Regions from separate parts of the Homo sapiens genome. Here region 2 is linked to region 1. A link is a loop called in an ENCODE intact Hi-C map of the cell type or tissue named here. Cell type or tissue: Panc1. All regions are shown on one strand. Each heading gives the region's core, and the rest is flanking DNA. Links, peaks and the distances in the headings are about the cores only. Region 1 has its middle 67 kb from the start of TBX20. Region 2 overlaps LOC105375228 (a long non-coding RNA gene).

Region 1 (16,579 bases), core at 3,597-11,596:
AACTCAACAGTAGTATTTACTATGGTGTCAAATTTAGCATTTATCTTGAGTTCACAAACTGAGTTCACTAATTTTGTCTCCGTTTTTCAAATTTCTAGCATTTATAGACTACTATAACAACCATACTCTTTTAGGCTAAGTGTTGGAAAATAGTAATAGATTTCTGGCTGTGTGACTAAATAAATCTTACTTTACTAACGTAACTCCAAGATCACTATTCAAGCTCATCACTCTCACTGTCCCTTCACGTGGTCATCGTGCTCACCCATGAGGTGTCCAAAGCCAAAAGCCCATCCCTATTTAGAACTTTTTGGCTCCCATGACTCTCTTTTCCATTTGGCTTGTCTATTACCCTGGCCATTATTTACACACTAAGTTTCATTCTTTGAGTTCATGAGAGAACAGTTTCTGGGGTCTTTAAATTTTAAGAGAGGAACTTATGATACTCTACTCAACTATAAGGATACATACAATTAGTAAACCTGAAACGTCCCCTCCCTTTCTTAACAAGATTGTGCTTACTATTTTTATCTGACAAAGAGGATCACTCTACAAATATTATTTGTCTCAAATTATGACTCACCTCTGGATAAAGATGGAAGCGTTTTACTGTATTAATTACAAGAGGATATTCAGTAAGCCTGTCATTCATAATCATCCACAGTCCTTCCAAAAATGAAGGTGCTTCAATGATGGTCTTGAAGTAGGAATAATAAAGTCCCTTTTTAAAAAAAAAAAAGGCACATATTGTCAATGGAATTAAAACTTTAAAATATTTATTTTTATCACTTCTTTAGAACTTTTTTTCTGAAAAAAAAAGTTAATAATAAGACTTCTTAATCACTCCTCGCTATTTTGCATTCTTGGACTTTAAAGAACACGTATTTTCAGGTGATCACTGTACTATTCTTTCAAATTTTCTATAGGCTTTCAAACTAAAGAGTTGGAGGGATGGTCAAACAATTTAAAGAGTTTCTCTAATAATGTCTTAAAATGTGTAGACAGTATATGTTTGATTTTCCCAAATCTGGTTTTATCCCCCACATTTGAGATGCTTGAAGGTTGATATCTGATTAATTCTATCATAAACAGGGATGCCTTCATGCCTCTGTACAACTTTGCATATAGAAAATTACTTTTTTTCCCATGCTCTTAGGAAATAAAATATAATGACCATAAGCATCACGAGCAAGGAATCCAGTGCTTCTAGCTTAATTCATAGCTCCATCTAATCCTCTGTGCAAAGTGAAAGCTCAATGTCAATTGACTATTGTTGCTCACAAATGCTATGTACTAAAAAGCAGCTTATTTTAGTGTCTTATACTTCAGCATATAAAATAAAGGCTTCATTGGGATAGTAAAAGTGCTGTTGAGTTAAAATTCATGGATTAACAACAGCATGTTGTGTCTTATTTCCCCAACAATTTCTTGCTTTCACTCCTAAAATCTAAAAGCAAAAAAGGGCCACATTGTTTAAAATGCATTCTCCCTAAAAAATGCTATATGCTATAATCATATCTGCCTCATCCAACACGAGTAACTACTAAATTACAGGTCTGTTTTAGCTGATGTCTGAAAGGCCATTACCTCATAGTTGATTGGCAAAATATGAATTCATAAAGAATTTTCCTTTCTGCTTAGGAGGATAACAAAGCAATACAACAATTAAAGGATATCTAATATGCAAAAGACTATATTTAGGGAAATATTAAATATATAAATAAGTTACTAATAACAGCTATTGTTTTGTGTTAAGTATTCTGCTATGTGTTGCCATTCATTATCTCCCTTCATTTTCCCTAAACCCCTCTAAGGTTGGCATTATTTCTATTGAGCAGACGAGATTACTGAGAATCTGAGAGGTGACCTGACTAGCCATCATACAATAAAGCACAGAACTGCTATTAGAATCCAGCGATCTGTCACCAAAGTCCAGACTCTGCCACAGTTACGCTCTTTATTTAATAATATTTTATATTCTGTCTTTGGAAATACCTTTAAAATGTTCAAATGTCATACATATGTTAATGTATCCAATGCTTTGAAACTTTATAGGGGCAATATAGGGATGAAAATTAAAAAGCAGTGACTGAGGGGCCTGGCATAGGCAAAATCATAGAGACAGAAAATAGAGCTGGGTGTGATTAGTGTTTAGTGGGTAGAGTTTCTGTTTGGGATAGCAAAAAGTTCCGGATGTGGACAGTGGTAATAGTTGCAAGACAACATAAATGTACTTAATCTCACTGAATTGTATGCTTAAAGGATAAACATTGAAATTTTTTATTACAAATTTAAATCTAAGTTTTACCATAATTTAAACAAAAAGCAATGGCTAGACTGAGGAGAGCCAGTTTCAATGCTTCACTAGGCGCCCGACCAGCTGTGAGCAGATCTGGAAGATGGACGGTTGTGGTGTCTTCTAAATGTAAAATTGCGCAATTTTGGCATTTGCTATCCCACTTACTCCTCACAATAATTATGTGAGATATGTACGGCAGAAAACTCCATTTTAAAGATTAAGTATTGAAAAACAGAAAATTATTTAAAAATTATATCAAAAGTTATCTCTTAGAAGAGATTATCTTGAAATCAAAAGAGAGCCAAATAATAATCGTCATCATTAAAAGGCCCAGGTAAAACATGGGATCTCCTAACTGTAGCCAAAGAGAAAGCAATTTCTGATAACATCTCATTTCATTCCCCTTTATCACTTCTTCAGTGCTTTCTTTGTCCTCCTTCCTCAGCTATTATAATTCATCTTTATTATCTTAAAAAGAAGTCTGCATTAGGAAAGGGTGAGAGATAATGAAGTAAAAGAAAAATAATCTCAAACACTTTACTATTTAAATAATAAACCTGGGTTATAGCTTATGAAACAGTGCAATTCACCAAAAGTTCATTTCAATTCCTAATACATTTCTACCTCATAGTCTCGCTATTCTTAAACCACAAATTAATTCGTTAGAAGAAGAAATCTAACCATTTTAGTGCGAAAAGTCATCTCCCATTCCAAAGATGAGAGGTGAGAGAAATGACGATCATTTTCAAAAAGTGTTACTAAATGTAACCTAGAAAAAAATTAAGTATCATATTACAATAAGAACAAGTTTCAAAACTAACAGTAAAATAAGCAATAAGAAAGCCATAAAAAAGAAAACAATAAATTATTATAATATTAATTTTATAATTTGCCTACTAACTTGTATGTTTTTAGGCATTTATAATCCAGTATGGCACACACCTGAAACTCCTTAACTCAGTGGTTTTTAAGCTTAATTGTGGCCGGGTGCGTTGGCTCATGCCTGTAATTCCAGCACTTTAGGAGCCCGAGCCCGAGGCGGGCAGATCACTTGAGGTGAGGAGTTCGAGACCAGCCTTGCCAACATGGTGAAACCCCGTCTCTACTAAAAACACAAAAATTAGCCAGCCATGGTAGTGCATGTCTGTAATCCTGGCTGCTAGGGAGGCTGAGGCAGAAGAATTTCTTGAACCCAGGAGGTGGAGGTTGCAGTGAGCAGAGATCATGCCATTGCACTCCAGCCTGGGAGTCAGATAGAGGACTCTATCTCAAAAAAACAAACAAACAAAAAAAACACCTTAATTGTATATCTAAAATTCTTGTGGCTTTTTTCACCCTTCCTTCCATCCCAGGCCTCTAAATCAGAACAGAGGCAGGTTAGTGTTTGTTTTTTAAGTTTCAAGTGATTCTAATGTACCAGCCTTGGGAAATACCTCCGTAACTGTTGAAAAGGGTTCAGAATATAATTTTAAATAAAATTACCTTAGATCAAAGCAGACTTACAATAAGTATAATATCACATAAGGGATCAACTTTCAAGTGCCAAAGAATACAGGTGTGTACTTGAAGACCTTTTAGTAGTGAAACTCAACAGCTGTCGGCAGTGAAGAAAGGAGCATATGTGATAAACAAAATTAGCTGTGGCCAACAATTATGCTATAGCTAACTTATGTAGTCAGTACTTTCCAGTGAAGTTGAAAATAAAGCAAAGTTCCATATATTAACCCTGTTTTCCACTAACCCTTCTTTACATGTAGGCTATATGCCAGGTTACCAAAAACTGCAGGAATATTCCCTACCATTGCAGCCTCAGTTCTAACATCAAAAGCTCCCTGCAGACTAAATGTCTAGAGCAGCACTGTGTCAACAGAACATAGGAGCAGATCTCATACCTTCCAAGGGTAGAAATCACTGAGCACAGGTAAAAAGAAAATATTCCAGAAGGAAGTATTATTTTACAAATTTTTATAAACATTTTTGTAAAATAATGTACACAGACTTGCACACTGAAAGACTCAGAGCCATTTAACCATATAACCACTGCAGAATCTTTATCTTCTTTTTTACCTGATTTCCAATTGGCAGGTGTTACTAAAACTTTATCACCAAAGTTATTTCACTGGCTGAGTGTGGTGGCTCATGCCTGTAATCCCAACACTTTGAGAGGCCGAGGCAGGTGGATCATTTGAGGCCAGGAGTTTGACACCAGCCTGGCCAACATGGTGAAACCTTGTCTCCACCAAAAATACAACAAATTGGCTGGGTGTGGTGGTGCACACCTGTAATCCCAGCTACTTGGAAGGCTGAGGCACGAGGATCACTGGTGCCTGTGAGGCAGAGGTTGCAGTGAGTCAAGATCACGCCACTGCACTCCAGCCTCGGAGACAGAGCAAGACTCTGTCTCAAAAAAAAAAAAAAAAGTTATTTCACTAGCAACATATAATTACCATAAAATAAAGGAAGGTTTTAAATGAACTACACATGCAAAATACACTAGAGAAGCCAGATATTTAAAGAAACGTGTGGTGAATTATTTGGTAAAGCAAAAATATTTTAATTCGTAAGTTACTATTCCCCTAATGCATCTATTTTGTAAATGCTGTTTCACATATGAGGTTTGTAAAAAAGCAAAATACATGTATAAATTGGTGCACATAAAGATGTTCTACAAATATAGCCAGAAGTTATTGTTTTACTGTATGCAAAGAGTGATGGCGATTTTTAATTCAAAAGTTTTTAAATATTTCAAACTGAAACTAAATCTTACCAATGTAGAATTGCCACAAAGATGGCTGGAATAAAAAAAAAAGGAAAGTTATTAATAGCTGCTTTATTATAAAATACCATTAAAACAAGTATTTCAAATGTATTATTTTACATGTCTAGAAAGATAGCACACAAAGCAAGACAGCCAGCTAATCCTGTCTCTATGAGCATAGGAAAAAATCCAGGACACAAAGCAAATTCTGAACAGAGCTTACCTCTCTGCAGCAGGGCTCGACAAGTAAAGGGAGAAACTTGAGAGGGTTTTTTTACTTCAGGTAATTGGTAAGAGTGATGGAATTATGGAAGATTGTGACCTTTTTTGTTTTTTTTTCAGTATTATTTTCTATTCCTTTATAAGAAATTTTTAAAAGAAGTAAGTATATACAGTATGCTTCAGCTAGTTCTAACCAAGAGGAGCCACTCTAGATCAGTTTCTCTACCATTCATCAGAAGATGATTAAACGCAGGAAATCACTTCCTCAGCAGCACATCTAAAAGCCCCAATGTGCAGCTCAACCCTTGATGAATTGCAAGCTCTTTGCAAGAGCCCAGACCTAGAAGCTACTAGATGGCCTAGGAGACTAGTCTGGAGTCACGTGGGCCAACGCCCCATGTATACATAAGACTTCACCTGGGAGCTGGGAGACACTGCTCTGGGTATGGAGCTTTTACAGGAGCTGCAAACGCAGCCTGTGCCCCTGTTTGGTTGGGGAATTGCTTGTTTTCAATTCCCCTGGAGAGAGAAGAGTGGGGAATAGAACAAGTTAAAACACCACAAACTCTGCTGTTCTTATAGAGGTTCAGCAGCTTTTCTTGAATTAATGCCCTTTAGATTGTTGTAAACCTTTGGTTAATTTCCAAAGTTTGAAGAAAATGATTTTGATAATTTTCCAAGTATTTTCATTGTCGTCATGGAGGAGTGCATTTTCTTGGCTATTCCAGAAGTCCTACCTCCCTTCTGAGATTTTATAATAGTATTTCTTATGGTTATCCCAAATATACTTGGCAAGTCATCTTATAAACCACCAATAATAGCCTCTTAAAAATTCAAAAATTACTTCACTTGGCTAACAAAATAAATGCAAATTAATTCAATAATTATTGAAGAAATTAAATTTTTAAAAATTAAAAAATTGCAATGTTGAAATTCTCAACCATGCTTACCCAGATCTTTTCCTATATTACTAACTGTCCTGGGCTTATCTTAAACACTTCCCGGAAGATTTACTTGTTTTATACCAGGATAAGCAAAGTATGGCCCATGGTGTATTTTTGGACTGTCTGCAAGCACGGTTGCTATAATTTTTAAAAGGTTGAAAACTTTAAATGGTTGTAAAGATGCTCATAACTGTTTATTAGGCTTCATTAATTTTAAAATATACAGAGACTATCCTGTTCAACTATATTTGTATCCTATTTCTAATTCTCCTAACAATTATATACACTGAAAAAACTCTTCAGATGATATATAAGGAAAAGGTCAAATATAGTACCAAATTCATCTAGCTTTCCAAAGATGCTCAAAATCTTTCTGTGTCTCTCACTCCCTCCCTTAACCCACATACCACATCTGAAAAAAATGATATGGTGTAACGATGCCAGTATTCTAAATGCTTGAAGGGCTTATCACATGCCCTTTCCAAGCTGTGACAGAAGCATGTCCCCCGGACCCCGGCATCCTATCAATCTCACCTCTGAAGGTGACCCAGCCTCATACTTCACTGAAACAAAGACCATTAGACGCCAGCACTCCCAACTTCTTTTATCTCCACTTTAACATTTCTCCATATAGTAATTCTCGCTTTTCTACTCCCTGCCATCTCAGAAAAGGAAGTCTCTCTCCTCTTTTCCACAGTTAGCTTATCAAATTTGTGCCCTTAACTCTACCCCTCCAAATATTCCAAGACTTGCTCCACTAATTATTTCCTCTCTTGGAATCTTAATCTCATCCTCTTCCCTTGATCCTTGCCCCCAGCCTTTAAAACTCCTAGACCTTAAAACACTCTCTGCGATCTGACAGCCCTTCAAACCAATATACTCCCTATCTCTCTCTCTCCTCTGGTTCAATGACAAGATTTTTGGCCAACTTCTTTCTACTCAGACCTTGCTATTATTTCCTACTAGGCACCCACAAACCCTTGCTTGTTAAACTGATCTCCTTCAAGACTCAAGAAAAGCGCCATGCGGCTCCCTCCTAGGGCTCTCCTGCCCTCTCCTTACCGATGCTGAGAGTGGTTCTGCTGGGGAACCACCGCGCCTGCAGTTCGTGCACCTCTTCCCGGAGCTGCGCCAGGGAATTACGGACGAACTGGAAGGGGTCGAGAAGGGTCTTGGCCACCACCTTTAGCTCCAAGCCTTTTCGCTTTTTCAGATTTGGGATCCTCCCCGGGGAGGACCTCCTGGCGCCCCCTGGCAGTTTCCCGCCGCCTAGGGCCGACTTTTCCACCTCCAGCTCCCGGGCGGGGGAGGCCCCGTACGGCCGCTTAGACGGGCTGGGGCGGGAAGATTGCAGCGGCTTTGGGTTTACTCCTTGTTTCTTCATAATCCCTAGTGGAGCTGGGTCAATTTCAGGCACAGCCCATCCGAGTCAGGCGAGGTCCAGAAAGGCCTGACTCGCCTGGCAGCCTCAACGGACTTGTCCCCGCAGCCGTTGACTAGCCGTTGACGAGCGGACCTCCCGGTCGTCATGGCGACTGTGAAATGTAGGGTGGAGCGCATGCGTTCGAAGCCATTCGCGCGGGCAGTCCCTGCGTGTCCCCCTGCGTGTCCCCCCACGTGCTCCCCAGCGCGCGCAGCACCCCGCCTCTGCGCTTCCCCGAGCGTGCAGCTTCCGGTGAGGGCAGCCCCACGCACAGCCCCCAACACCCTCCCCAGCGCCTGCAGCCTTCGGTGCGCGCAGTCCCCAAGCCCACATGCGCAGTTCTCACCTTGCGCGCAGCCCCACGTACAGCCCCCAACACGCTCCCAGCCCCACTGGCGCAGAACCCATCACCGCTTGCCCTTCACGCGCTTCATTGGGAGTGCAGCTCCCACCCCGAGCGCGCAGCTCCACGCAGCCTCTCCACACTCTCCCCAGCGCTTGCAGCACCCCCCAGTGCGCACAGCTCTGCCAGTAGCTTCCCGGCGCGCCGCCCCTGCACCGCTTCGGGCCATAACCTTGCTGGCGACTAAGTCTGAAGAACTTCCTGTGGTTTCATTCTTTTCTTCAGGTTTAGTCTTAGCTCTGACATTTTAACCAAAAGGTTACACGTTAATTAACGAGGTATTAAAGGGGAAGATCTCAGCTGAAAGAAATGACTGTAGGAAGTGTGTCAGGGAAGCCAACGGAACCGCTGGCCCGCCGGTGGTGCGCCCGGCATTAGGAAAGTCTCTACGATCGCTGAGGTATCGGGCAGTCAGTGCCCGTTGCCAACGCGGAGGGAACGGGCGGAGACTGCGGGCAACACGTGGCAGAGCCGGCGTGAGTCCGGTGGGTCTGATCCCAGAGCCTCAGGTTGACGCCACTTCCTTGGCACGGAACAGCGTTTACTGAATCTTAGAGCAAAATGCTTTTCCAATGAGGTTCCTCAGAAGTCATCGGCCCTAGGAGCGGTGTGCTCAAGCGCTTTCAGCACCAGCCAGGACCAACTAAGAGGGGAGCGCTTACCTCCCAGTCACCGCGCAGCCCTACAAGAGGCCAAAGCGGCTGGCACAGATGCACTGGGGCCACTGACATTTTCCATGTCCTCTGTCACGGGCCACATGCTGGAGCCCACACCGCTTCACTTGCCATCTGTTTGATGATGGATCACATTGAACTCCCATATCCTAACTCACCAGTCTAAAGCATGGCTCATTGTGGCCAGGTTAATTTTTCCTGATGCAACACAGCACAAAAATGTTCGTGGCCCACAAATCAAGTCCTAGGCTTGCTCACCAATGCCTTCAATATTTGCCCAATATACCTTTTCAACTTTAATTTCCCACTTCCTCGGGCACAAAATCTTCCATCTCAGTCATTTCAGGTGAAGTCCACAGCCTGAGACATCATAACTGCTGAATTCCTTTATTCATGTGGAAAAGCCATCCCTTGGCTTTTACATCCTTTTCTCCCTGCCCATCTGAAAGCTGTCACCTTCCAAGCCCCAGCCCATTTCTCCAGCCCATATTAATTATGCTTTTTCTGAAGGTCTAGAGCACTTAACCGACAGTACTATTTATCTTGTCACTCAGTTAAATTCAGTAAGTGCTACTACTGCTCATTTTTTGTTTTGGGAGATTTTTTTCAAGGAGCATTTCTACATTCCTGGCATTGTGTTTGGTGCTCAAAATGTTTTCTCAATTCATGCAATAACTGTATGCAAATTTTAAATCAAGCATCAGGATGTAGTTATTTGCCCAAGTTTTAACAGCTAATAAATTCTATCTGTCCAATACTGCATTTAAAATACAAAGTATTTACTGTGGTTGATGAGAATATATTCTTGAATGGCTAGGCAAACTCAAAATAAAGCACCTTATTTTAAAATATGACTGTTTTAATGTTTTTTGGAACAATAAGTGAAGTGGAGCTATTGTTTTTCTTTTTGGTCAGTTTGTTTTTTCTGGAGTTTCCAATTGCCTTTTGCATCACTTGGTGTCCTGGTGGGATACAAAATGCTCTTACCCATGGTCTAGCCCATGAAAGTACAAATCTGGTCATTTTTATCATTTAAAAAATTAATCTTTTTATAAGAATGTTCATTGTGCTATTATTTATATCGTTAAAAAATAGAAGTGGCCTCAGTATCAAACACTAAGTTATGAAACATTCATATAGTGAAGCATTACAGCCACCAAAGTCATTTTGCATGGATATTTAATGATATAGGAAAATAGTCATGATATAATGTTAAAGGAAAAAAGAAGCAGGATATATTTTATGATTCATATGTTTAGTAAACACACAAAATTAACTGTGTGCCATGTGCTGCTCTAAATCTTTTACACAGGGGACTCATATAGGAAGATTACCAATGTATGACCTTGAGCTGGTAATTTAGCCACTCTAGGATTAATTTCCTCATCTGAAAAATGAAGACAGTTATATTTGTCTTACTGATGGTATGATTGAATGAATTAATGCTTGTAAAGCATCAAAAACACACCACATGCTTAAACAAATGTTCCTTTATTATGTTCTAGACCGGCCATCCTATAGTGCACTCGTGAGTATTTTTAGGTTGGTGCAAAAGTAATTGCTATTTTTGCCAATACTTCCAATTAATATTTTGCTCACTTGGTTTCTTTGTCATCAAGTGATATGTTAGTAATTATTAAACAGTAATACATGTTTTAGGTTCATTAGTTAACTGAGAGATAGTTGCCTAAATCATTATGTATCTACTCCTACTAAGGAGAGGAGTAGATTTGTATATAAGAGGGAAATCATGACACTTAGTTTTATGTGCAGTTGAATAGAATCATGGATGTTTTCATGTTTTTACAGCTTCTGTAACAGTGGTCACTTATTTTGACCTCATTATTTTGAATGGTTATTTGAGTCACATTTTAGCTGTATACTAACCAATGACAATAACTTAAAGCAGTTAGGTTGATAATTTAATCTATGATTAATTGACAATTAAAATAGCACATTATAATTAGATAAGATGCAATATATTCTTGCATTATCTTATCATCTTTGAAACAGAGATGCCTCATGATTTATATATATATATGTTTTTTTATATATGTTTTTATTATACTTTAAGTTCTAGGGTACACGTGCACAACATGCAGGTTTGTTACATATGTATACATGTGCCATGTTGGTGTGCTGCACCCATTAACTCATCATTTACATTAGGTATGTCTCCTAATGCTATCCCTCCCCCTCCCCCCACCCCACGACAGGCCCCAGTGTGTGATGTTCCCCTTCCTGTGTCCAGGTGTTCTCATTGTTCAATTCCCACCTGTGAGTGAGAACATGCGGTGTTTGATTTTTTGTCCTTGTGATAGTTTGCTGAGAATGCTGGTTTCCAGCTTCATCCATGTCCCTACAAAGGACATGAACTCATCATTTTTTATGGCTGCAGAGTATTCCATGGTGTATATGTGCCACATTTTCTTAATCCAGTCTATCATTGTTGGACATTTGGGTTGGTTCCAAGTCTTTGCTATTGTGAATAGTGCCGCAATAAACATATGTGTGTATGTGTCTTTATAGCAGCATGATTTATAATCCTCTGGGTATATACCTAGTAATGGGATGGCTGGGTCAAATGGTATTTCTACTTCTAGATCCCTGAGGAATCGCCACACTGTCTTCCACAATGGTTGAACTAGTTTACAGTCCCACCAACAGTGTAAAAGTGTTCCTATTTCTCCACATCCTCTCCAGCACCTGTTGCTTCCTGACTTTTTAATGATCGCCATTCTAACTGGTGTGAGATGGTATCTCATTGTGGTTTTGATTTGCATTTCTCTAATGGCCAGGGATGATGAGCATTTTTTCATGTGTCTGTTGGCTGCAAATGATTTAGCTTTTTTTTTTTTTTTCTCAAGATAGGGTCTCACTGTCACACAGGCTAAAGTGTGATGGTGCTCACTGAAACCTTGAACTCCTGGGCTCAAGGGATCCTCCTGCCTCAGTCTCCTGAGTAGCAAGGACTACAGGTGCAGGCCACCACACACAGCTAATTTGTTTATTTTTGTAGAGATGGGGTATCACTATGTTGCCCAGGCTGGTCTAAAACTCCTAGCCTCAAACACTCCTGCCGCCTCTGCCTCCCAAAGTATTGAGATTACAGGTATGAGCCACTGCACCTGGCTGCAAATTATCTGTCTTACATAGAAATCTCTAATCCGGTTATGGATATCTAAAACTTGCCTCAGTTTTTCCTTTGTCTTTTAGTAAAACAATTGGGAATTTTAAAAAATGCAATTAAACTATGTAACCAGCAGATGGCAATAATGATCTGTAAATCAAAATTTCAAAACTTAGTTACTTATTAAATTCATTCTTTAAAAAAAATCACTGTTCTTATAATAAATCCATTTACTAAATATGAAATGTAGGAAAATTCCAAATGTAACCCCACATAAAAATTACATTGCATATTTCATATGTCAAAATAATTAACATATTCATCATGGCCAAGATTTAGTTTTCCAAATAATAATGACTTTGTTTTAATTGATTCGAATAATTTATTAGATTTAAAGTTTTAACTTTGCACAAATACATAGATATAATTTAAGTGGATAGTTAAGTTCCATCTCTAGCCTCCAGGCTAGATAGAGGTGGTTTAGCGAAGACCATTTTGAAAACATTACAAACTTTTCCGGTTATAATTTCGTAATTTAAAATATGAATTTCACTTTAATTGAAACTTTCTGCATAAAAGATTGGTTTTTATTTGTGCTGTCTCATAATTTCTTATGCATTAAGATACTTTTCCCCCTTTGTACCGTGCAAGGAGTTGGAATTGGCACCAAAGTATTAGTTTGTACTTTATCAGCATTAGTTATTCCCAAAGATGGTGGCAAAATTCTTAGGATCTCATAGTTATTTTATTTAGTAATTTTATTTATTTTCATTATACCTTTCTAAGACTTTTTCTACAAATTCAAACATGAAATACATCCTTTGTTTAATTTTGTAGCTCCATTTTTGCCTTCAAAAATAGGATAGCCATAGGTATGTTCTTCTTGGAGCTTACTTATTCTCTAGGTAATTTCAAATTGGTCTGCTTATAAATGTTAAAAGATCCTTTCAAATTCTTCTTCAGCAAGTTGCCTCCACTAAAAAAAGTGTCTTTGGACGTGTGTATTTTATAAAACAACTGCTTCAGTCTAAAACCTTTCTTGGATTTACATATCTTGGATTGACTCATTTTTAAATAGCATATTTGCTGCTGTCGAATTACTTTACAGAGCCTCTTTAAATTCATATTGGATGCAGGTCTTCATCAAGGAGAAAGTGGAAAGACACCAACTTGCCGTGAAGCATACAGCAAGCTTAGATGTAAATGCATCTGTAAGTGATACTTTGCATAATGCTGTCTTTTGGACTATGGAAGAAAGGCATCTGTAATAACAAGTTGGAATTTCCAAGAGTTCCAATCTATTTTCTGTGTCCATGAGGGGGCTATCCACTCCCCACTCCTAACCCCCCAAAAAAAACCCCAAAACCAAAAAACTAGAGCTCTGTAAGCCACCCATGCCCCGGTCGTGTAGTGCTCCAGGCCTATGTCAGATACGACATACCTTATAAACAACTCCAGGCCTTTATCAGATAAGACATGCCTATAAAGGCGTGTCTTATTCAAAGGGAGGGAGGTGATCCATAAATTAACTGGGAGATTCTTTCAGCTCCAAGTAGAGAGACTGCACAATTCAATAGTATATGCACATTCATTTGAACCAGATTGGTACTCAGTTATCACTGTTAAATGACTTAACCAACATATACACAACAATACTTATATACATGTACCACATCCCCAAATCTACAAAATCCATTTTTCCCTGGATTTGATGGTAATATACCATGTACAAACTCCATCATATTGAGATTATTTTTATTTACCACCAAAGTAACTAATGTAAGAATTACTACATTCAATATTAATAAGCAAAAGCCTCTACTATGTTAGTCCATTTTCCCCATTTAGTAAAAAAAAAAAGTGCAGCTTGCTGCCAGTGCTCATTTAATTTTACATAAACACTTTGAGGCTGAAGCAAATCTGACTGATTTTCAACATGAAAATAAAATATAAAAACTGTTCTTAGAGTTATTTATAAACAGAATTTGTCTCTAATCCTAATGTAACAGAAATGTAGATGATGATGTTACAGTAGGATTAGAGATGAGTATTTTTGGGGCAAACAGGAAATGATTTAAAGAATGAGTTTCAGAATATTTATGGGCAGATTAAATGCAAAACATAGTAAAAGTGCCAATGATACATAATGAATCTGTGTGCTGTATTTTACATAATATAATATTTTAGGTTGATTTAAGATTGAACTTTGATTATAATATAGAGTTGAAGATATATCACTAGACTAGGCCCAGTATGCTTTGGCCAATTTACTTTGTTTCTCTAGTTCTGATTTCCTCAACTATAAAATACTTTGGATGACATGGCCTAAATAAGGTCTTTTAAACTTACTTGATTCTAGTTGGTATTTGTACAAATATTTAGGTAGATGCACCTGCTAAGTCATACAGTGGCCTGTACTAAGATCTCTTTTTACCACTTTTTTCCTTCCCTCCTCCTCTGCCTCCAGCTATGTGTTCAGACTCCACCCTGAGGGTCTTACTCTGCAATCTATCCCACAGTTTGTCCTCTAGTACCTACACTTGTCATTGCCCACCCAGAGGGCTGAGCTCATCTCTCTCTCATCTCTTCGGCCCAGCCCCAACCTGGCCTCCCCCTTATCCCTGAACTTTATTCCTCTGATTCCTTCTCACCTGCACTGCCCAGTCTCTAAGTAGGGTGGGCCTCCTTGTTCCTATTTTCTAATTACTTCTATCTACTAGTAGCCTAAATGGCAACTAGAGAATAAGGAGGAGAGTGAGACAGCCCTAAATAAATAATAAGTGTTTACATCAAGACCACCAGACTTGTTGGGGGCAGCAGAGCTCTGCTTTCGCATAAGTATGGACCCATCCCCTAAAGATAAATATGAAACTTTAAAATGCTCTCATCTTTGGTACCATCCGTTGAAACCCTTTTTGAGATACTTATTAGTGAGAATTTATAATCCATTAGTAGAAAAACCATCGAGTTTTGCAGCTTTCATATTTCTTAATTAAGGCTGTATGCCTGGGTTCAAAAAAAGCAAGGTAGACTTTTTTTTAAAAAATTAAAATTTGGAAATATTTAAAGGGCTAGTGCAGTGTCTTAGTTATAAGTGTTAACAGAATTTAAATCTTCACTATTCCTAAAAGAAACCCCATACCTACTTGCAGTCATTTCCATTCCTCCCTCCTTCCAGCCTCTGGCATGCACTAATCCATTTTCCATCTCTATGGATATTTCTATGCTGGACATTTCACATGCATGGGATCATATAACATGTAATCCTTTTTGACCAGCTTCTCTTAGCATCCTGTTTTCAAGGTTCATCCATGCTGTAACATTTATCATACTTCATTTTTTATAGCTGAATAATCTTCCATTATATGGATATGCCACATTTTATTTATCCATTTGTCAGTTGATGGGCATTTGGGTTGTCTCCACTTTTTGCCTATCATGAATGATGCTGCTATGAACATTCGTGTACGGGTTTTTGTGTGGACATACCTCTTCATTTTTCCTGGGTGTACACCTAGGAGTGGAATTGCTGGGTCATATAGTAAGTAACCTTTTTTTATCCTTTTCACGAATGGCCAGACTACATCATTTTATATTCTTACCGACAATATATAAGGGTTCCAATTTCTCCGCATCCTTGCCAACTTGTTATTGTAATTATAATTATAGCCATCACAGTGGTTCTTACGCGGTATCTCATTGTTGTTGTTGTTTTACTAAGAGGCTATTTTTAGAGCAGTTTTAGGTTTACAGAACAATCGAGTAGAAAATCTAGAAGTCCCATATATCCCCTCTCCCCCACACTGGCAGTCTCCCCTATTATTAAACTACTGCATTATTGTAGTGCATTAGTTACAATTGATGAACCAATATTGGTGCATTATTGACCAAAAAGTCCATTGTTTACATTACAGCTTACTCTGAGTTGCACAGTAGTATGAGTTTTGACAAATGCATGATTTCATGTATCTACTACTACAGTAGCATCACAGAGTTATTTCACTGGCCTAAGTATCACCTGTGCGCCATCCCTTCATTTCTCCCTCTTTCCCCCCAAACCGTGGAAACCACCAATCTTTTTACCATCTCTGTAATTTTGCCTTTTCCAGAATGTCATATAATTAGAACCGCCCAGTGTATAGCTCATTTTTCACTAGCAATATGTATTTGAGATTCCTCCAAGTCTTTTCACAGCTTGATAGTGCATTTCTTTTTATTGCTGAAAAATATTCCATTGTATGGATAATGGATGTACCACAGACTGTTCATCCATTACCTATTGAAGGACATCTTAGTTCTAAGTTTTGGCAATTATGAATAAAGCTGCTGTCAAGAGTCATGTGCAGATTTTTAAGTGGACATAAAATTTTAACTCACTTGGGTACATACCCGGGAACATACTTGCTAGATCATATGATAAGACTTTGTTAGTTTTGAAAGGAATTGACAAACTTTCTTTTTAAATGGCTGTACCATTTTGCATTCCACCAGCAATGAATGAGAGTTCCTATTGCCCCACATCCTCACCAGCATTAGCATTGCTAGTGTTTTGAATTTTAGCTCTTCTAATAGGTATGTAGTTGTAGCTCATGTTTTAATTTGCAACTCCCTAATCACATGTGATGTTGAGCACCTTTTCATATGCTTATTTGCCATCTGTATATCTTTAAGTATCTGTTCAGAGAGATCCTTTGCCCATAATTTGTCTTTTCCTTACTGTTGAGTT
Region 2 (16,579 bases), core at 3,661-11,660, 110 kb before region 1:
AATGGAATGCTTTGAAGGCATGTGCCACAGACTTCTGCCCAGTGCAAGTCCTGTGTGTGAGCAAATCTAGCAGGGACTCCAGAGCCTGGACAGCAGAAAGCTGCACTTCCTCAAGAGGATGCAGGATCCTCTCACTTTCCCAGTTATCCTACAGCTGACTAGTCAGCTGAGGGATTCACCTGGCGTCTGTATCTCCCCACTAGCTTCTTACTGTGGGAAGAGAAAGAATAGGATCCTGCTGGGAGCCAGGAGTCCCTGGGTTTAATTAATGGCCTTTTGGCTTTCTTCCCTTCCCCTCTCCACTGTGTGCACTGGTGGACACTGGTCCCCATCCCTGAGGTTCAGTCCTGCCCTGGATTCCAGGTCTACACCAAGCCCGAGAAGGTTCTGGATGAGAAGAGCTGAGTAATTTGCTTGGTCAACAATTTTTGAAACAATGCTTGAGATAACCTTTGGAATCTGGGTTCTTCAACTACACGGTTTCTGTCTTACTTTTCTCTTGCAGGAGGGTCAGTGCTTTCATTCCCAGCCAGCTATTCCTTGTTCTTCATGTCCTCTACCACCTAGTCCCAAATATACAATGAGAACTCCTGGATCTCTTAGTTTCTAGGTGTCTAGTTCTACTTCCCTTTAAATTAATGACTTCCATCCAGGACACAGTGGTTTTGTTTGATTGTATTAATGGATTAGACAGGCCCAAATCTAATGGCAAGCTTTGCCCCTGTCTAGTTGGAGGGCCTTAAGAAAGGCACTTGACATCTCTGAGACCCAATTTTCTCATCTGCAAAACAGTTTTACTAAGATGTCCTGAAGATTAAATTATATAATATATAAAGAGTCTAGGAAAGAGTAAGCCTGTAAATGATGGCTATTATTATTATTTTTACTAGTGTTTGACTATCCATTTCCTCCATGACTGTTGCCTGGGTTTCCAGTGCTCTTCAGACTTATTTTTCTTTGATCACACATCAGTGAGTCCATGGCTAAATGAGTCTATCTTTGGCTCAACTCTCACATTCAGATATATTCTATGCTTTCACCTGAACTTGGGGATCCTCCATGGATTACTGGTCCTACCTCAATTATTTTTCCTGCTTGTTCTCTGCCTTATTTGTCCTTCTACTTCCTGAGCCCCTAATTTATTCATGTGAAAAAGCAAAATTGCACAATGTAAATTCTATGAGAACAGCTTCACTCTAAGGTAAATTATAATGTCTTGTCTTATTCAGGAAATGACTGGATGTTGATGTTCATGTATATCATCTACTAAAATGATAGAATGAATGCTTTAGACACTCTAGAAATAGTTTGTTCTATTTTTCTCTACTTGACTGATGATCTCTTGGGATCAGAACAGATATTCACAATATTAAAACTATAGTAAATGGTTTTGTGGTTGTAACCAATGACAAATAATTTTTTCTTTTTGAATCTGACATCCTCCACATCTACTCTCTGGGATGGAAATGTCTTTAGTGATACTGCCAAAAGAAGCATCAGAGAGAGATTAGATAGAGATGACCTTTCCATGAATTTTAAGAGGAAGACTCTGATATGGTTTGACTTTGTGTCCCCACTGAAATCTCATCTTGAATTGTAATCCTCAGGTGCCAAGGGAAGAACCTGGTGGGAGGTGATTGGATCTTGGGGGTGGTTTCCCCCATCCTATTCTCATGATAGTTGTCACAAGAGCTGATGGTTTTAAAGTGTGGTACTTCCTGACGCTTGCTCTCGCTCACTCGCTTTCTGTCTCTCTCTCTCTCTTGCAGTCTCTCTCTCTCTCTCTGTTGCCTGCCGCAGGTAAGATGTGCCTTGCTTCCCCTTCACCTTCTACCATGATTGTAAGTTTCCTGAGGCCTCCCCAGCCATGCAGAACTATGAGTCAATTAAACCTCCTTTCTTTATAAATACTCAGTCTCTGGTGGTATTCTTCATAGCAGTGTGAAAACGGACTAAAACAGAGAATTGGTACCAAGGTAGTGTGGTACTGCTATAAAGATAACTTGAGAACGTGGAAGCAACTTTGGAACTGGATAACAGGCAGAAGTTGGAACAGTTTGGAAGGCTCAGATGAAGACAAGAGGATGAATGAAAGTTTGGAACTTCCTACAGACTTGTTGAATTGTTTTGACCAAAATGCTAATAGTGATATATGATATAGACAATGAAGTCCGGGCTGAGATGGTCTCAGATGGAAATGAGGAACCTATTGGGAGCTGGAGTAAAGGTCACTCTTACTATGCTTTAGCAAAGAGCCTGGCAGCATTTTGCACCTGCTCCGGAGATCTATGGAACTTTGAACTTAAGAGAGATGATTTAGGGTGTCTGGCAGAAGAAATTTCTAAGCAGCAAAGCATTCAAGAGGTAATCTGGTTGATTCTGAAAGCGTTCAGTTACATGCGCTCACAAAGAGATGGTTTGAAATTGGAACTTACATTTAAAAGGGAAGCAGAGCATAAAGATTTGGAAAATGTACAGCCTGACTATGTGGTAGAAATTTTTCTGGGAAGAAATTCAAGCCAGCTGCAGAAATTTGCATAAGTAACAAGGAGCCAAATGTTAATCACCAAGACAATGGGATAAATGTCTCCAGGGCATTTCAGAGATCTTCAAAGTAGCCCATCCCATCACAGGCCCAAAAGCCTAAGAGGGAAAATGTCCTCAGGGCCCTGGGCCCTGCTGCTCTGTGCAGCCTTGGGACATGGCGTCCTGCATCCCAGCCACTCCAGCTCCAGCTGTGGCTAAGAGGGGCCAAGGTACAGCTCAGGGCATTGCTTCAGAGAATGCAAGCCCCAAAACCTTGGCAGCTTCCACATGATGTTGGGCCTGTGAGTATTCAGAAGACAAGAGTTGAGCTTTCAGAACCTCCATCTGGATTTCAGAGGATGTGTGGAAAAGCAGGCAGAAGTCTGCTAGAGGGGTGGAGCCCTTATAGAGAACCTCTGTTAGGCAGTGCAGAAGGGAAATGTGGGGTTGGAGCGCCCATACAGAGTCTCCACTGAGGTACTGCCTTGTGGAGCTGTGAGAAAAGGGCTACTATCCTCCAGACCCCAGAAAGGTAGATCCACCAACAGCTTGCACCTTGCACCTGAAAAAGCCACAGGCATTCAATGCCATCCCATGAAAGCAGCTGGAGGGGCTGTACCCTGCTAAGCCACAGGGGTGGAGCTGCCCAAGGCCATGGGAACCCACCCCTTGCATTAGCGTGCCCTGGGTGAGACATGGAGTCAAAGGAGATCATTTTGGAGCTTTAAGATTTAATGACTGCCCGGCTGGGTTTTAGATTTTCATGTGGCCTGTGGGCCCTTTATTTTGGCCAATTTCTCCCATTTGGATGGGAATACTTACCCAATGGCTGTACCGCTACTGTATCTTTTTTTTTCTTTTTGAGATGGAGTCTCCCTCTGTCACCCAGGCTGGAGTGCACTGGTGTGATCTCGGTTCACTGCAACCTCTAACTCCCACATTCAAGCAGTTCTCCTGCCTCAGCCTCCTAAGTAGCTGGGACTATAAGCGCCGGCCACCACACCCAGCTAATTTTTGTATCTTTAGTAGAGATGGGGTTTCACCATGTTGGGTAGGCTGGTCTTGAACTCCTGACCTCAGGTGATCCACCTGCCTCGGCCTCCCAAAGTGCTGGGATCACAGGTGTGAGCCACTGCACCTGGCCCCCTATTGTATCTTGGAAGTAACTAACTTGCTTTTGATTTTACAGACTCATAGGTAGAAGGAACTTGCCTTGTCTTAGATGAGACTCTGGACTTGGACTTTCAGGTTAATACTGGAATGAGTTAAGACTTTAAGACTCTTGGGAGGGAATGGTTGGTTTTGAAACTTGAAAGGGACATGAAATTTTGGAGGGGCCAGGGGTGAAATAATATGGTTTGTCTCTGTGTCCCCACCAAAATCTCATTTCAAATTGTAATCCTCAGATGTCAAGGGAGGAACCTGGTGGGAAGTGATTGGATCATGGAGGTGGTTTCCCCCATGCTGTTCTCATGATAGTGAGTGAGTTCTCATGAGAGCTGATGGTTTTAAAGTGTGGCACTTCCTGGTTCGTTCTCTCTCTCTCTCTCTCTCTCTCTCTCTGTCTCACCTGCTGCTGTGTAAGATGTGCCTTGTCTTCCACCATGATTGTGAATTTCCTGAGGGCCCCCCAGCCATGCAGAACTGTGAGTCAATTAAACCTCCTTTCTTTATAAATTACCCAGTCTCTGTTGGCATTCTTTATATCAGTGTGAAAGCAGACTAATACAGACTCCTTCCCTGGACACTAGAACCATGATGGCATTAGGGATGGAGTTATTAATGCATAATAGCAGAAAGCTCTTTACCTCAACATTATAAAGATAATAAAGGTATAGTTAACAATGATTGTACACACATTGTAGATTCCATTACAGTATTAAATTGAGCAATAGTGTTTGCAGCAAACTATGGGCATTATTCTTTAATTTCCCCTCCCATTAAATTATTCTTTAATTTCCCCTCCCATTAAAGGAGAGGGTGGTCTCTTTTCAGGTAAGGATTGCTCATCTTTTTCTTCTGCATGCCTCATGCCATGCATGCCCCATGCAGGTGTAAGCTAGATGGCATTCTGTATGTCAGGACCATTTTTCATTACTGCAAAATACTCAAACTAAGTTTTAAAGAAAAGAATTTCTATCCTATGCATTGCTATAAGGCTTTTTATTCCAACATATGGTATTAAATACGAGTTATGTGCTCAACTGTGAATTTATATGAAAAGGAGATTAGGACACAACAGGCATAGAGGAAAGATCATGTGAAGACACAGGGAGAAAACACTTATCTGCAAATCAAGAGGAAAGATCCCAGAAGATACTAACCCTCCTGATAGATACCTTGATCTCCGACACCTGTCTGTGGTACTTGATGATGGCACCCTAGCAAACTAACATAATTGTGATGAAACACAGAGGCCCAAGAGTGGCCTTTGTGTTTCATTTCAGTGCTCTATGTTCTGGCCAATTGTCTGTCATCTTCCTTTGTGCGTGAATGAGTCCCCTGTGGGCAAAAGCAGAGGCCACCCGTGGAGACATACCTAGATGGGTGGCAGGCAGACAACCACTATCTGTCATCTACCCAACCACCACTTATGTCCTTTTCCCTCCACATCCCTCTTCTTTCAAAATCCCTCCCCTCCTACTCACCTTCTTCAGGTAGCAGGAGTGGGAGGTAGGAAAAAGCAATAGACTTATTAATGTTAAAGATCCAAGCTGCAAACCTTTGCTTCTGATTAGCTTTTTGGTTTCAGACTCTTTCTCTAGGCAAAATTTTCTCAAAATTATCTGCTACAGGAATTCAGAGAAACATTTAAAACTCTAAAAGTAGACCGATACCACCACCTTCCCCATCCTCCACCCAGCCAGCCTGTGACAGTAGGTAAAATCTGTATACCCAACACCAATTCCCTTGATGGTATTTGGATCCATTTCCAATTGAGAAGCAGTCATCTATCCTTTTTCATTAGCTTCGCCTTCACTGGTGAGAAGTTAGTGGGAAGTAAAGACTCTGGAGGCCTGGAGTTGTTGGGTTTTAAAATTTTATGCCTGGAGGGTAAGTCCACTCTAGTAAATGTGAAGTTATTTTTAAACTTAAAGCCATGGAATACCACTACATTATAGTAACCAGCTATTTTGCAGTATAACCTACATTCATTCATGTATTGTTTGTATGAATGTTCTGTTTCCAGCATAATGGCTTTTAAAAATTAAAGATATAAATTAGCTATTATTAGAGAAACAGCACAATAGTAAAACTCCCATAAATTGGCATAAGAAAATATTAATAATAGACTCTAGAGGGGACAGTCTCTAAAGAATAAACAAACCATTGAGTAGAGAACAGAAATCCCACCCAACCAGTAAGTGCTCTATGCTGATCTTCAAACAATGGGTTCCTGGGTCTTAGCAATAACAACAAAAACAACTCACCACTAACCCAGTGCTTACTGAATCTCATATGCTTTACATGTATTACTTTATTTTTTTTTCCAAATGTCACTTTTGAAGAAGATACCTTTAATATTTCCACTTTACAGATGATGAAATTTTAAAGTGTTATATAAATTGCCCAGCTAGTAAATGGTAGAGCAGGGATTCAAACCCAGCCTTAATATATATACTATTATTTTGATCCCCAGAGCACTCAATATAGTGTTGGGTACTTTTAAAAGAACTAAGAAAATGTTGAGCCATATGGGGGATGATTCAGCCATATTGTAGGGACAGAAAACAGTAAAAGTGACCCAAATACCCTATCTTTAAAATTTTTCTATGTTTTAACCATTTATTTTCCACATTATTCTTTTGTGCAATGTTTGCTGAGCATCTGCTATGTTCCAGGTACGGTGTCGGGTGGAAAACAGGAATAAATAATATACAAACCCTTTTATTAAGTAATTCAGAGTTCAATGAAAGACTTCAAAGGAAAACAGATCATTTTTAAATGATCGAACTATGTGACAGGTGGAGTGGCATTAGCAGAGCACAGAGGGGATGGTCAGGACTGGCTGCTGGCAGGAGGGGACATCTGAGCAGGTGAGAGGCAGGGGTGTGGGAGGAAGACATGTAAGACCTTAACAGGCAAGGGTACAGTGTGAGCACTGGCAGGAAAAAGAGTTGCTGGAAATTTCCAGCAATTCATTGTTGCTGAAGCAGAACGTGTGATGCCGGGCGGGTCCCTGATCGTGGAGTGGAGGAGGGATGCAAAGCATGGAGACCCTTTTAAGGCACCAGAGGAGGGAGAGAGATTGAACAAATAGGAGAGGTGGGTGGGTGAGGGAGAGAAGAGCCACTGAGATCATCACAACTCAAACAAAACTAAAATGTAGTGCATGTCCTTGAGTTCTCTTGCTTTCTCCCATTTTCCATGAAAACGTGCAAACTAGCACCTTAACACTTTTTGTAATTTCATGACAAATGCTATCATATTTCATAGCCAGCAGATGGCACTAAGTATACATAAAATGAACATTTTGCACACTCACTTTTTTTTTTTCTCTTGAGACAGTCTCACTCTGTTGCCCACGCTGCAGTGCAGTGGCGCAATCGTGTTTCTCTGCATCCTGGGCTCCAGCGATCCTCCTGCCTCAGCTTCCCGAGTAGCTGGGACCACAAGCGCCTACCTCCTACTTATTTTAAAAGAGTTCAATCCAGGCTCTACTGTTCCCAAGGGACTTTTCTCCATACTAGGAACTCTAAAATCTGACAATGGTTTGGATCTGTGAGATAGAAAAGGCATCTTATAGGTACAGGGTCCTGTCTTCTGCCAGGGTCTACTGTGCTGCAGTCTCAGAGGGATATCATCAGGGGATCCCAGTAAGGTTGTAAAATGAATAATGATCTTGGTGGCACCACACCATCTCTGTGTAGTGAGGAAAACTTATGTAAAACTGGAACGGGTGAAGGGGTGAAACTAGGAAGGTGTCATAGCTGTTAGAGGATGGGGAGCAGGACTGGGTGGGTAAAGCCTTCAGCTGTGAGGCCCGTTGACATCTATGAAAGAGGAAGAAAGCGGGAGAGCCTCCAGCTGCAAAGGACGGCTGACCAGGGCTTGGCTTGCTCAGTGAGCAGCTTCAGAGCAAAGATTGCCTGATGAAGCAGTTCAGCATTGGGCTGAAACAGCCAGGCCCTACAGTACCCTTCTCATCTGGTTTGGCTCTGTCCCCACCCAAAATCTCATCTTGAATTGTAATCCCCATAATACCCACATGTCAAGGGAGAGGCCAGGTGGATGTAATTGAATCATGGGGGTGTTTTCTCCCATGCTGTTCTCGTGGTAGTGAGTTCTCACGAGAGCTGATGATTTTGTAAGTGTTTGGTAGTTTCTCCTGCGCTCATTTCTCCCTCCTGCCACCTTGTGAAGAAGGTGGCTTGCTTCCCCTTCACCTTCTGCCATGATTGTAAGTTTCCTCAGGCCTCCCCAGCCATGCTGAACTGTGAGTCAATTAAACCTCTTACCTTTATAAATTACCCAGTTTTGGGTATTTCCTTATAGCAATGTGAGAACAGACTAGTATATCTTCCTTGCTCAGTCATTGGCTGGGGGTTACCCAGGAAGAATGTGACCCAGAGTGAATGCCATGCACATGCTGATGGCGCTACAGTTGAAGGCTGTCAGTTACCTCTGCTCCCTGCAGCTGGACAGCAGGTTCTCAGAGGAGTACCCTAAAGGTGGTGTACTTTTGTGGCTGCCACACCATCCTTGTTAAAGAAATAACTCTCATGTATGATCTCCATTGTATTTCTTAGGTCTGTATGAAGCTGTGTAAACAGTCTTGCTCTTTTCAATAGCTGAGGTGCTTTTTAAATAAAATTCATAGGTTCTTGGATATGATTCAATCCAGTATAGTCTGTGAACTGGCTTTGCAGCTTCATCTGAATAATCTCAATATTTACATATGAGTTATATGTATCTCTTGGAAGAAAATTTTAAAAGTAAAAGCCATTATCTATATGGGCTCAAAGGATATGAAAGAATTTTAATCTCAGAAAAGCACAATAAGGAAGTCAATATCTATTTTAATCTCAGGCAAGCATACTAAAGAAGTCAGTAGCTGCAAAAGCTCCTCAAAAAATTATTCTAAGTCAAATATAAATAATCTTATTTGCTCTTTTGGATTATGAATACATCATAGCTTTTTTATTAACATCCAATTCAAAGTTGGCCTATTGTCTGGTGGTATTAAAGTGGATCACATGTGTAGCCCTTAATAATGCACATTGACATGGAACACTTGGCTTGATCCTCGTAATTCTATGAGGTAGGTATTATCACCTATGTACAGATGAAGAAACACATCCTGAGAGATGTGAATTTTAATGCAATTTCTATGAATGACATCTTTTTTTCAAAATCCTATGAAACACAATCTGGTAATTTTTAAGACACCGTACCACTCTTTCCTTACACCATATACAAAAATCAACTCAAGATGGATGAAAGATTTGAATGTAAAACTTAAAACTATCAAAACCCTAGAAGAAAACAAGAAAGGCCATGGACATATGCCTTGGCAAAGACTTCATGATGAAGATGCCAAGAGCAATTGCGGCAAAAACGAAAATTGACAAATGGGATCTAATAAAACTAAAGAGCTTCTGCACAGTAAAAGAAACTATCAACAGAGTAAACATACAACCTACAGAATGGAGGAAAACACCTGCAAGCTATGCATCTGACAAAGGTCTAATATCCAGCACCTATAAGGAACTTAAATCAACAAGCAAAAACAAACAACCTCATTAAAAATGGGCAAAAAGTGTGAACAGACACTTCTCAAAAGAAGACGTGCATGTAGGCAACAAGCATATGAAAAAATGTTCACCATCACTAATCATTAGAGAAATGCAAATCAAGACCACAGTAAGATACCATCTCACACCAGTCAGAATAGCTATGATGAAAAAGTAAAAAAAAAAAAAAAAAAAAAAAAAGATGCTGGTGAAGTTGTGGAGAAGAGAACACTTATACACTGCTGGTGGAAATGTAAACCAGTTTGGCCACTGTGGAAAGCAGTTTGGAGATTTTTCAAAGAATTCAAAATAGAGCTATCATTCAACCCAGCAATCCCATTACTGGATATATACCCAAAGGAATATAAATTGTTCTACCATAAAAACACATATACATGTATGTTCATTGCAGCATTATTCACAATAGCAAAGACATGGAATCAACCTAAATGCTCATCAATGGCAGAATGGATAAAGAAAATGTGGTACATATATACCATGGAATACTGTACAGCCATATAAAAAAATGAGATCACATCCTCTGCAGCAACATGGATGGAGCTGGAGGCCAGTATCCTAAGTGAACTAACACAGAACAGAAAACCAAATACTGTATGTGCTCCCTATAAGTAGGAGCTAAACACTGAGCCCACATGGACAAAAAGAAGGGAATAATAGGCACCAGGGCCTACTTGAGGGTGGAGGGTTGGAGGAGAGCGAGGACTGAGAAAATACCTATCAGGTACGATGCTTATTACCTGGGTGACAAAATAATCTGTACACCAAACCCCATGACATGCAATTTACCTATATAACAAACCTGCAAATGTACTCCTGCACCTAAAATAGAAGTTGGAAGGAAAAAAATACATTGCACAAATGGAAACAATAAAATCTACAATTTGAACATTTATTTGAATAGCTGGACGTGTCATCAGAACAACTCTTGATGCTTATTTAGGCTCCCAGAGTTACCTAAAGAGAACATGAGGTTTAAGAACCACTGATGAGGAATCAAAGCCCTACTTTGAAGAGTATAAATATATATTAAGCATTATATACATATATACACACACATTTTAAAGAATTATAAAATGAACACTTGTATACTTAACACCAAGGAATTGAATATTAACATTGAAGCACCCAGGGCTTCTCCTGTATTGCATTCTTTCCTAGAAGTGATCACCAGCCTATGTTTTGAATTAATTATGCCTATGCTTTCGCTGTTTTGCCACACTATATCTTCTATAATATTGTCTTGTTTGCTTTTAGGCCCTATGTAAATGGCATATATATTGACATGCACACACATCCCCTTTGATGACTTAGTTTTTTAACAGTCTATTTGACATTGGTTCCCACTGATGCTTGTCACTGTAGATCACATTCATTCCTTTACAATATTACGTTGTATGGAAATATCCATTTTATCCATTCTGTTGGTGGGCCTTTGAGTTGTTTTCAGCTTTTTTTCCTCAGGTACAAATAATGCTTCCATGAAGATTCTTGTAATTGGTTTCCTTGGTATATTTGTAACAACATTTCTTTAGGGTGACACTATAAATTGCAGAGACTACATACTTTAAAACTTATTAGGAATTAACAACTTATTTTCTAAGGTGGCTGTACCAATTTACACTCCTACTATAATTTCATGAGAGTTCTTGTGGCACCCTGTCCTCACCAATTCTTATCTGAATGTAAATATTACCATGTGGTTTTAATCTGTATTTCCCTATTTTCTTCTAAGACTTTAAACATTTTACTTTCATTTAAGTCCTTGACCCATTTAAATTTGACTTTTGTGCATGAAGTTATATATATATACCTGTCCTTTTGAAAATGTCCTTATATTTCTCTTATTAAGAATTTTCAAAGATTTTTCTTTCCCCTTATCTCAATCCCCATCCTTTATGAACAGACTCGATGAATTAAAGAATATGAACCCATACAGAGCTTCAGAGACATACACTTTCTAAAGAATATGGTGAGTTTTTCTGGACATAGAACAAATACAAATGAGAATAATAACAAATACTATTTTGGGCCTCACAAATTAGCAAAATATATTCTTAATAAGGCTAATTAATCCCAGTGAGAGTGTTGTAAAATGAGCATTGTTATACACACTAACTTTTGGTGGTGCATACAATCCAAAAGGTGCACACATACCTTTGCAAAGGTAATTTGAGGCTAACTGCATTGAAGGCTTTAAGGGTGTCCACAGTTTTTTTAAGGAAATTTAACTTTATGAAATCTTTCCTATGGAAATAACTTTAAAATCATAAAGTATGCACTAAGATGTTCATTGCAGTGTCTGTATGTATATCTTAACCACTTTTGAGCTATTGCCATTTTTGCTGCTATGTGTATGTATATATATAATTGTCCCCTTCTTTAAAATGTCCTGTTTTTTTCAAAACTAATTTTTCTGTGAGTTTGTCCTTCGTGTATAATAGGAACATGTAATGTATAAAAATATAAACATAATTTTATTATTAAAGTACTCAGATTTTTGGTGTCTATCAGCAGCAAAGTGGTAGAACACAGATACTGTTGAAGCTGTGCATTTGCTTCTGACAACCGGATGAAGCAGATGAAGGAATTGTTGCAGCTTGTGTGCACCTCACTTCTAGCCATAGTTGCAGATTAGTGTGCAAACATAGGATCCTAGAAACTATGGAAAAAGCTTCATTGAATTAAGTGAAAATCTCCTCATGTTTCAAAAGAATAAAAAATAAAATTTATACAGGCAAGAATTCAGTAGAACAATTTGTATAAGAACAAGCTGCAGCCCAGTACTCCTATTTGTTGACATCAAATAAAGGGGAGACTATTTGGAATTCTGAAATGAGCTAACCTCACTCTGCAACTTGATATTACTGAAATGGTTATTAGTGAGTTGTAGTGGGTAGTGCAGAAGAAACTAATGTTTGTTGAGTGCCTTTATGTGCCAGGTACTTCAAAACTTTGTTTCACTAATCCTCATAATGACTCCGCCAAGTAGGTATTGTGAGTTCTGCTTTACAGGTGAAGAAAGCTCATGGAGTTAAGTAACATGACCAACCATAGCATGGTGCCTGACATACAGTAAGTGTTTAATGAATATCTTTTGAATACATGGTAGGTACCTAACTAATGGAAGCAGTATTCAAACTTCGATACATCTCATTGCACAGCTCACACTATTTCCATCATAGTATATTGCCTTCTGTGTAAGACTATACAGAATCATTTTTAAATGGCTAAGAAAGAGCACTGCCAGTGTAAACATGGCTAGTAAGCCCAGCAACCTATTTCTCCCTTTATATGAGAACAATTTCAATTTCAAAATGTATGCATTGTGAAGGATGAGAAAAGACAGAAAACAGGATCTTCAAGGGCTTTACAGTTACTTAACACAGCTAGTACATGAAAATAACATAAATATATATGAAAACATCGTATGTGTATGGAACATTTTATTAGTACAGCTCATCCATTTTTTGTTGAGTTCTACTGACTTTTTAAAATTTATTTTACTTTAAGTTCTGGGATACATGTGCAAAACATGCAGGTTTGTTACATAGGTATACATGTGCCATGGTGGTTTGCTGCACCTATCGACCCGTCATTTAGGGTTTAAGTCCTGCATGCATTAGGTATTTGTCCTAATGCTCTCCCTCCCCTTGCCCCCCACCAACAGGCCCTTGTGTGATGTTCCCCTCTCTGTGTCCATGTGTTCTCATTGTTCAACTCCCACTTATGAGTGAGAACATATGGTGTTTGGTTTTCTGATCTTGTGTTAGTTTGCTGAGAACGATGGCTTCCAGCTTCATCCACGTCCCTGCAAAGGACATGAACTCATCCTTTTTTATGGCTGCATAGTATTCCATGGTGTGTATGTGACACATTTTCTTTATCCAGTCTATCATTGATGGGTATTTGGGTTAGTTACAAGTCTTTGCTACTGTAACATCATCTGAAATGTGTTACTTTAATTTTATGTTAGGTGTTACGTCTCTTTTCCTTTTTTGTCCCACACATCACTGAAACAGATTATTTGAAAATGCTAAAATAAGTAAAATGTGCGGCATGCTTTCTTAGATGCTTTGTCTCCTGTACCAAAATAATTTACAAATACAAAAGTTGGAAATAATTTTATTAGTTTTTTAATGCATAAATCCAAACATATATATGTACTGAATATTTTATTAGCTAATACAGTACCATTTTAAAAATTCTACCAACTTAAACTATTTCCTGTAAAAACATCATCCAAAATATACTTTGTTAATTTTTATGAATGTTATTTTTTTAAGTCTCTTTTCTTTGACGCTCTCCTTTTTTATCCTGTGCTTACACCAAAAACAAATTATTTGAAAATGCTAAAATAAAATGTGGCATGTTTTCTTAGCTGTTATGTATTCTGTTATAACATTTTACAACTATTAAAGTTGAAAAATAACTTTATTGGTTTTGCTGCATATAGCTGCCTGTCTGCTATAAGAGAACTAATCTATAAAATTAAGGCATTTTGTTATTTCAAGTGTAGAGGGGCAAGAATGTAAGGGAATTATAAAAACCCCAAGATGACTCATTTAAAGTAGATGCACATTAAAATACTATAGATCTGGCATATTTCATATTTATAAAGCAGACAAAAAGAATGTTTATCTTTGCATTTGGCAAGAGTATCTATCTTCAAGATAACTACCACTTTTCAAAGCACTATTGTTGGGTAGGTTTTATTAGGGGAGAGGACTTAGAAAACATGACTTTCCTCATCCAAAACCAAAAATAAATGAGGGCTTAAAAATATATTATTTAAGAAGATGATAGTGGCCAGAAATAAAGACCATGACCAACAAGCTTTGGGGCCATCAAGATGAAAAGCCGTTTGCTTTATTCAAGATCTAGGATCTGAAAATCTCACTTCATAAATTTAACTGGATTTTCTTTTCTGATTATGTTTAACCCCAAAATTTGGTTGTATACCATAGCAGTTTCTATTTTACCTGGATGTTAAAAGAAAAACCATTGGAATCTAAAGAGAGATGAATAACCTCTTGAGCTTAGATGGAGAACTAACCAGTGGCAAATATGTATCTAGTGGGGTAAATACATCTCAAGAGATTCAAAACGTTACAAAACAAGGTGTTTTTAAAAACACTTCAACTTGAAATTATAAAAAAAAAGTATTAAAAGGTATTAGAGATCTTTCTTAAGGGCTGGTGAAATAAAAACACCTTAAAAGACACACTGTTACAATTTGCTCACAGAGGTAAAGAGGTTGTGATCAGTATCAGCATTTTAAGGATGTCATTTCAGAGCTTGCGTTCTTCTCCCTTAAGTGGTTCAAAGAGTTTGAGCAGGTACACTCTGGTACTAGGGAAAATCTGAAGCAATTCACCTAGTTGGATGAAAAAGGACTTACGTACCCTTGATTTATTAAAATTCATTGTTCTTTTATATACATTTTTCTTTAAAATTCTGAAATGAACATTTGTTTATGCAGTATGACATGAATGATTTAATAACTTATATGACAAGCTTAATAAGGCTGACATTCAATGAACAGAAAAGTAATTTACCTTTTAGTAATCAGAGAAACTTTCAATCCATTTTTATCTTATTTTTAAGTGTCTGTTATTAAAGCTTGTGATTTTTATTAATGTAAATAAGCCAAAGGGTGATTGTTTTTGACACACCACATTGTGCCATAGTGTAATGGGTAGTTTCCTTCTCAGTTAACCCTCAATACTCTGTACACACTATTCTGAAATACTGTGGTGAAGTAAGGCCTGGCATCTTTGAGCAGGACGCTACATAAGGGAGGGTTAGCTGCATTGGAAGGGTCTTCCACATCACAGATTTCAAGCATACTGCAACCAGGCCTGAAAAAAGACAGACATATATATCCATATTAGAAATGTATTCCTGTCTAGAGAAAATAGATACATAACACAACATCTAGATTTTCAGAGACAAATTTATTTCATAAGTTAAATATTTTAAAGCGTCATTTCAAAAAACAATTTCAATGTTTAGAAATTTAAAAAATAGAATGAAATTAAGCATGTTGCATTTTCACATCTCATTTAACCAAATGAAAGACATATCCTAATAATAAAGCTTCAATATACATTCATAAATATATATGTAAAAGCACACTTTCAAGATGAAACAAACATAAATATAATTTCCAAGTGCCATCACCATCTAAACATAAGGCCCATTTGTAGTAAAATAGACAAATTAAAACCTAATCGAATTCCTGATAAATTTAACATTTTTTAGCATAAACTGCCTTGGATTAGCATGAAATGATCCAAGGCAGGGACAGGAGACTCTTATGGCAATTTGTTTTCTTCAATGCTTTCCCATTTTGGGTGGCTCTATGACTGGGCTAAATGAGACACTTTCCTCCCTAGAGAGTAATCCTGGATGGCAGTCATTAAAGGGAAGGAGTCAGACAAAATTGATTTCTAATTTTTTAACATCTATATTGAAGTATAAGTTATACACAATAAAACTTCACCTATTTTATGTGTAAAGTTTGCCAGGTATGGGCAAATGTGTATAGATGTGTAAGCACTACCACAATCGTAATACAGAAAATTTCCATCACTCCCACAAGTTCCCTGTGCCCTTTTGCAATCTACCATCTTCCCCAAACATGGCCTCAGGCAACTACTGTACTTTCTGCGCTATAGTTTTCTTTTTCTAGAATTTCATATAAATATATTATGTAGTCTTTTCATTTTTGGCTTCTTTACCATAGCATGTTTTTGATACTCATATCTGAGCTGTAGTTCCTACAACTTCTGTTGTGGTTCAGTAGTTCCTTCCTTTTTGTTGCTAAATAATATTTCATTGTATATAGAGAACACAATTTGTTTATCCATTTGCAAGTTAATGAACATTTGAGATGTTTTGAGTTTTTGGTGACCATGAACAATGCCACTATAAACATTCATGGACAAGGCTTTTTGTGGACATATGTTATCATTTCTCTTAGGGAAACACCTAGGAGTGGAATTGCTGGGTTGCATGGTTATGTATGATTAAGTGTGGATTTATCTTTATAAGCAAGTTCAAAACTGTTTTCCAGAGTAGATGCACCATTTTCCATTTCCACCAACAATGCATGAGAGTTTAAGTTGTATCAGTTTTTGTAATTTTAATCATTATAGTATGGTTATGGATGATTCAAAATATCTTCTTTGGTGAAATTTCTATTCAAATATTTTGCCAAATTTTGTGTTGATTCTTATTGAGGTGTGAGAGTTCTTTGTATATTCTGGGTAAAAGTCTGCCAGATTTTTTTTAGCAGA

Evidence for each region. A loop is a pair of places that touch in the nucleus more often than their neighbours do. Peaks named below come from ENCODE experiments on the same cell type or tissue, not always from the same donor. Only the 100,000 strongest peaks of a DNase experiment are listed, where the experiment ranks them.
Region 2: a loop joins it to region 1, with 4 times the contacts of the local background. A loop is called at or near these places in 4 of 110 quality-filtered maps.

What each region holds. Positions count from the first base shown.
Region 1 is chr7:35,178,435-35,195,013 of GRCh38, forward strand. It overlaps the pseudogene DPY19L2P1. Among named protein-coding and RNA genes, the nearest start is that of TBX20, 67 kb to the right of the region's middle. In Panc1, for the core only: CTCF peaks have their summits at 7,454 and 7,660; no DNase peak of the experiment used is centred there; H3K4me3 peaks cover 2,740 bases; H3K27ac peaks cover 1,981 bases.
Region 2 is chr7:35,066,602-35,083,180 of GRCh38, forward strand. All of the region lies in intron 1 of LOC105375228 (a long non-coding RNA gene), which reads left to right. It also overlaps the pseudogene DPY19L2P1. Among named protein-coding and RNA genes, the nearest start is that of DPY19L1, 37 kb to the left of the region's middle. In Panc1, for the core only: CTCF peaks have their summits at 6,970 (motif pointing right) and 7,173; a DNase peak (open chromatin) is centred at 7,030; H3K4me3 peaks cover 184 bases.